Linked DNA regions of Homo sapiens: region 1 is linked to region 2. Evidence: chromatin contacts called from ENCODE Hi-C or POLR2A ChIA-PET data. All regions are on one chromosome and are shown on one strand. Each heading gives the region's core, a stretch centred on a gene start or an enhancer-like site at or near the end of the contact. The rest is flanking DNA. Distances are from core to core; before and after follow the strand shown. Region 1 overlaps CADM1 (cell adhesion molecule 1). Region 2 overlaps LOC105369506 (a long non-coding RNA gene).

What was found. Hi-C counts contacts between places; a loop is a spot of excess contacts on that map. ChIA-PET counts read pairs that join two places held with the same protein, here RNA polymerase II (POLR2A). Pooled maps may share reads with other maps.
Region 1: a loop to region 2 is called in a pooled map, with 2.3 times the contacts of the local background. The contact joins two enhancer-like sites. A Hi-C loop is called at or near these places in 2 of 50 pooled maps. POLR2A ChIA-PET finds 5 or more read pairs at or near these places in 3 of 52 experiments (HEK293T, activated CD4-positive, alpha-beta T cell and activated T-cell).

Annotation. Positions count from the first base shown.
Region 1 is chr11:115,166,951-115,169,650 of GRCh38, reverse strand. It overlaps CADM1 (cell adhesion molecule 1), which reads left to right. Exons shown (of 12, transcript NM_001301043.2): 12 at 1-415. Among named protein-coding and RNA genes, the nearest start is that of CADM1-AS1, 230 kb to the left of the region's middle. Within about 2 kb of position 1,335, at least 6 of the 41 ENCODE cell types and tissues checked have a DNase peak (open chromatin) inside an H3K27ac peak, as active enhancers do.
Region 2 is chr11:114,796,219-114,798,918 of GRCh38, reverse strand. All of the region lies in intron 1 of LOC105369506 (a long non-coding RNA gene), which reads left to right. It also overlaps a transcript of NXPE2 not described here. Among named protein-coding and RNA genes, the nearest start is that of NXPE2, 120 kb to the right of the region's middle. Within about 2 kb of position 1,407, at least 3 of the 41 ENCODE cell types and tissues checked have a DNase peak (open chromatin) inside an H3K27ac peak, as active enhancers do.

The DNA.
Region 1 (2,700 bases), core at 86-2,585, 370 kb before region 2:
TTCTCTTTCTCTCCCTCTCTCTAGGCCTGTTTTCTCTAACCTCCTCTCCCAGAATAAAGTGATGAGGGCAGCTATAGTGTTGCAATTAGGAACATGAATCTTTTATCGTTTGGACAAGGAAGGGAAAATGCCATTACTGTCAACTGAAATGTCCTACTTGGGTTTTTTGCTCCTACTTCCCTGCCAAAGCCCATTGCTGCTGCTGAAATTGTATAACATTCACAGCTGTTCTTGATGGCTTGATTCTTAACACAGCCAGAAATGTAGCCCGGGAGATGCTTAAGACAGTTTATGGAAAATAATAGATTTCCTTGCAGAGACACCAATGCATCGAGAAGGGCCTTGAGTCACGTTAGCCCCAGCCAAGATCACCAATTTTCTCTCTATCTGGCTTCAGTTACAAAGGCTATGCCTTAAAAAAAAAAAAAAAAAAAAAAAAAAAAATGCAGACCCTTTTGAATTCTCTGTGTTTTCCTGGTTGGTTTCCATCAGCACCCACAAGTCCCTGGCTATGGCACCTTTTGTCTCACCACTCACCTGCAGCAGCCGTGAGACCCAAAAAGAAGCCTACAGAAGTGGAAATAAAAGGATGCTACTGAGGGGAGAAGAAGAACTCCCAGGAAAGCCACCCGATGAGAGCTGAGACTAGGTCTACCACCAGCTGGGTGCTCCAGAGACAGACGGCTACGTTGGAGGCCACCCCTACAGTCCCAGCACATGGGTGGGGTCCTTCCCTCCCTGTGTGGCATCCCCGCGTGGCCATCAGGAATGTCAAGAAGTGGTGTAGTTAGTTCCACTATCCTCATCACTGTGCCCTGACCACTCTCAGCCCCAGCCCTTAGTTAGGAACTTCTGGGATTGGCACTCCCTTTGGCAGGTAAAAGGGAGTGGCTTCACAGTCACAAACATTGGGAAGGATGCAAGAATGAAACAGCAAACAGTGCCTCACAAGTTTGCAGCTTTCAGACTGTTTCTGCAAAAGCATGTCAAAAGCCATGTGTCTCTGCCCCACCGTGTCTCCCCAGTCGTGCCTGGAAGTAAAGGTTGGAAGATACAGGCTGGCAGGCAACGGCCAGCTCTCTCTCCCTTTCACTCTAGTATCACCCGCAGACACCCCCAGCGAGTGCCACCACTCCCCCACTGTTTTCATTCTCAGCTTCTCCTAAATGGAAACCATTAATCATACTAAATTGTGCAATGATTCCGTGATAGGGAGAATGCTGATGGCAAAAATCATTCTCCTTTGTTGTGCCAGGCAGGCAAAAGGCAGAAGTATTAGCTCGTCGCCCTGCCTGGCTCCTTGCAAATGCTGACCATGTGTTTGCCTACGCAGCTGCCTCTATGCACACAGCTTATTTTAGCACTGGTCTAAGGCATGCCAACTGTTGACAGAAAACAAGGCCACCTCTTCCTTAGTCCCAGGACTGCCAGGAAGACTGTAACTGCTGGTGCTCCCTGAAGTCTCTCCCATCTCAAGGTCCCCATATCAGAGGTAGGGGTGATACAGGACTCGTGGGCAAAACCCAAGGTGGTCTCAGATGGGGTGAGCTGGTGGGGTAAGCCGTGCCCCCCATGCAGTTCTGCCAACTGGATTGCAGAAGAAGCCAGGTGTGGGTACCAAGGAGGCTTTTTGCCTTTCAGAATTTGATGTCTGCTTCACTTTCGACAAGGCTCTTTGTAAGCCACCCCTTCTGAATTAGAATCATTTTCCAAAAGCTCTTAAGCTATGATTAATGCCAGGGCTGTTTTTAACAATCATCCTGCCAGTCTTAAGCTGTAGTCATTTTCAATAATTTGGAGTGCTCAAAGGCAAGCCAGGAGTTTGTTGACAACAAAACCCGTAAGAGCACAGCCAGGCAGCCACAAAAGATGGAAAAGCAAAGGGACCATTTGGGCTTAGCTGGCTTTCTGCTCCCAGAGTTTCACCACTAAAAGTTTGATTGAACACTCACAGTGCGTTAAGGATCCAACTGTGAACATGGCTGGGCCAGAGGGCTGCCAGGCTGGCTTTTGTGTGAACAAACAAGCAGTGTGTTTGGAGGGCTCCGGGTTTATTTATGGACATGTGTGGTTCATTCATGCCATCCCCAAACCAGAGTGTCCTCATTTGTCTCCCCTCTGCCAACATGGAAGACCAAGAAAGAAATGCAGTTGCTTTTCTTTGGGGCTGTTTACCTCCCATGAATGCCGAGCAAGTCTCTGGCCAAGATGTGGGAATCCTGCTCTGTAGATGGCCCCGGCCATTTCCCCAGCCATGTGTGTTAAACTAGTGTTCTCTTTTTAATCTTGGCAATTTCATGGTAGAGTATCCATCTGTTTGAAAAGCCCAAACTGAAGGAAGCTACCGTTTGAAATGTCTGTGATTACAGATTTACTTAGACTCAGCTTCCGATAGCACTTATTTCTAGCTCATTACTTCCTCCGGAAGGAAAGGGTCAGCTCTGGGTGATGGGAGTTTAACCCAATGAATTTGGTGTGATGGATAGATATTTGTGTCTCCACTCGACTCTGCCATCACACCAACTATTATGTAGGGTGTGTTGCCAGCCAGGGAGAACACAGATGCTTGAGTATAGCTGGGAGCTTTTATTAGCTAACTTCCAATAAACTCCCTTCAACCATGAATCACAGCAGAGCCTCCGCCCTGCACTCCACGTGGCCTTAGCAGTATCTATCACACCCCCTCCCTGTCTCTATTCA
Region 2 (2,700 bases), core at 158-2,657:
TCTCCACCTTTGAGGGAGGGGCAGCCAGGAGGTGCAGACAGAACCCGGGCCTGGGAAGGTACAGATTGAAAGAGATGGACACAGTCAAGACAGGAAGATCAAGGGACTAGATGAAATGTTAACAAAGACTAGAGCAACACAAAGAAACTTAGAGACAGGGGCAAACTGGAGAGCCATGAAAGAGATATGGTTTATTAACTATGAAAAGTAGCAAAAGGCAGAAAAAGAAAGAGTCCCGGCCGGGTGCAGTGGCTCACGCCTGTAATCCCAGCACTTTGGGAGGCCAAGGCGGGAGGATCACGAGGTCAGGAGTTCAAGACCAGCCTGACCAACAGGGTGAAACCCCGTCTGTACTAAAAATACAAAAATTAGCCAGGCATGGTGGCATGTGCCTGTAATCCCAGCTACTGAGGAGGCTGAGGCAGAAGAATCACTTGAACCCTAGAGGCAGAGATTGCAGTGAGCTAAGATTGCTGCACTCCAGCCTGGGTGTCAGAGCAAGACTCTGGAAAGAAGAAAAGGGAAGGGAAGGGAGAAAAGAAAGAAACAGAGGGAAGGAGGAGCCCAAAGAGAGAAAGAGATGAAGATTACAGGGCAGGTCATTAAAAGTTTGTCCAATTTTCCTGGGGACAGTAGCTGCAATTCAGGTAACTGTTACCTGTTGGTGACAGAAATTTTGGGGTTTTTGTGCTGCCATTTATCATTAAAAATCTCAGAGCTAAATACACAAGATTCAAATATTGCTTGACATTTTCCTAGTGAAATAGGTTTTTATTAAAACACAAATGTATGTTAGAGCAGTATTCTCTTTTAGATATATATATAAATAAGGGAAATATAAGCAGAAGCAAGACCTAAAGAAATAGAAGGATCTGGGCACAATTGCAGTCTGATAGCCAATTTAACTTCGGTTTAGATTGTTTCTCAGTTTAACCATGGTTTCTACACAGACAGACAAAATATTGGCTGTTTCAGACATCAAAGAGGAGATCCGAGCCTTGGCCCAGAAGCAATTACTTTAAGTGACTTGTCTAGTTCTGACACTAGCTGCTCAAGGATGTGGGCCTCAGAACTTCACATGAAGATTGTTTTAGTATGAAAATCTTCAACCACAGTATTATAATATAAGCATTATTCGTCCCAAAGTTCACGGACACCATCTAATAAAGTTGCTGGAATGAAATGTCTTCCCTGTCTTATGGCTCACTTGAAAGGTTCATGGAATTCATTTAGCTCTGGCACAGCAAATAGATTTCATCTCAAGAGCAAACTCTGGTTAATAGATGGTAGCTGCCAGGGAAGCTCTGCTGAGACAACATGTGTTGAGAATGAGTGTGTGCTTGGAGGGAAAGGGTGCTGAGCCTGAGGAGCTCCACGTGCCATAAATACAGGAGGGAGGGGTGCCAAAATGCCTGCTGTGAACTGAGGACCTCGTGACCTGGCGGAAGCTACCTTACTAACCCTTATTTAAGCATCTCCTTGAGAAGTCTGAGGCTGTTCTGCTGGGCTGTGGGCCCAGAAGGAGAGAAAATAGAAGAAGGTGGGGTGTCAGCTAAAAGAGACACGGTAGGCCACCTCCTGGTTTCCACTAAACTCTCGTTTCACCTTTCTAATTTCATGTCAGTTTATTTCAAGAGCAGTTCCAGGAAGTTAAGAGGAGGGACACTGTCTGCTGTATGCTAGGCACTTGGGATATAGTGATTAATGTGACATTATCCAGCTCCCATGGAACCCATAGCCTAGTTGGGTGAGGAGGGAGATCAGTCACATCAAGATTTATTTTAATACACCGTGAGTCATGCGATACTGAATACCAGTCTCCTACAGGAAACCTTTCCATGACCCATTGCTTCCTGCCTAAAGGCCAACTTTCTTATTGTGGCACACGGATCCCTATTAACACAGATTCCGTTTACATCTCCAGCTTTCTGTGCTTCATCTATACTGAACTTTTTAAAATTTTCCAAACAAATCATATTTCAGTCCCCTGCAGACTCACCATACTTTTCCATCTGCCTGGAAAACTTTAACTCCTTTCCCACCAGTGCTCTGCCTAACCTGCTCAACAGCTCTTAGCCTTCCTCCAGCAATTCCAATGGTACACATCTCACACAGCACTTTGCTCATCTGAGCACTCATCACTCTATGTTGGGATTGGTTAGTTACATGTCTGTTTCTGCCTATAGACTGTTTGGTCTGTGAAGGCAGGGACCAGGAATGTGTTCATCTTTACATTCCCAGAAAGCAGCAGAAAGCCTGGCACTCATTAGGTTCTTGTGGGATATTTGCTAGATAAGTAAATCAACAGAAATTGTATTCAAGTGGGTGATTCACTATGCCTTTGGTTTACTATTATTACATATTGGACACAGAAAGGGGGTTGCAAGAGATTTTTTTTTGAATTTCAGAGGAAACAGTTAACCACTTTATCTCAGTAGCTTCTACATGTGTCTAAGGGTATCACTCTAGGTCTTTCTCTGATACTTATTTTCAGTTTCTAAGCTCCAAGGTTTTAGCTATAATAATATACATAAAAGTTTACTCCTCCCATGGATATTTGAAATTAAAACTTGGTTTTGGAAAATAAAAAATTCTTCAAGGACTGAATAAAGAGCAACAATAATTAATATGCGAACAGAGCTTTAAGATTTATACTACAAGCCCAGACCCCATCATTATGCAATATATCAGTGTAACAAA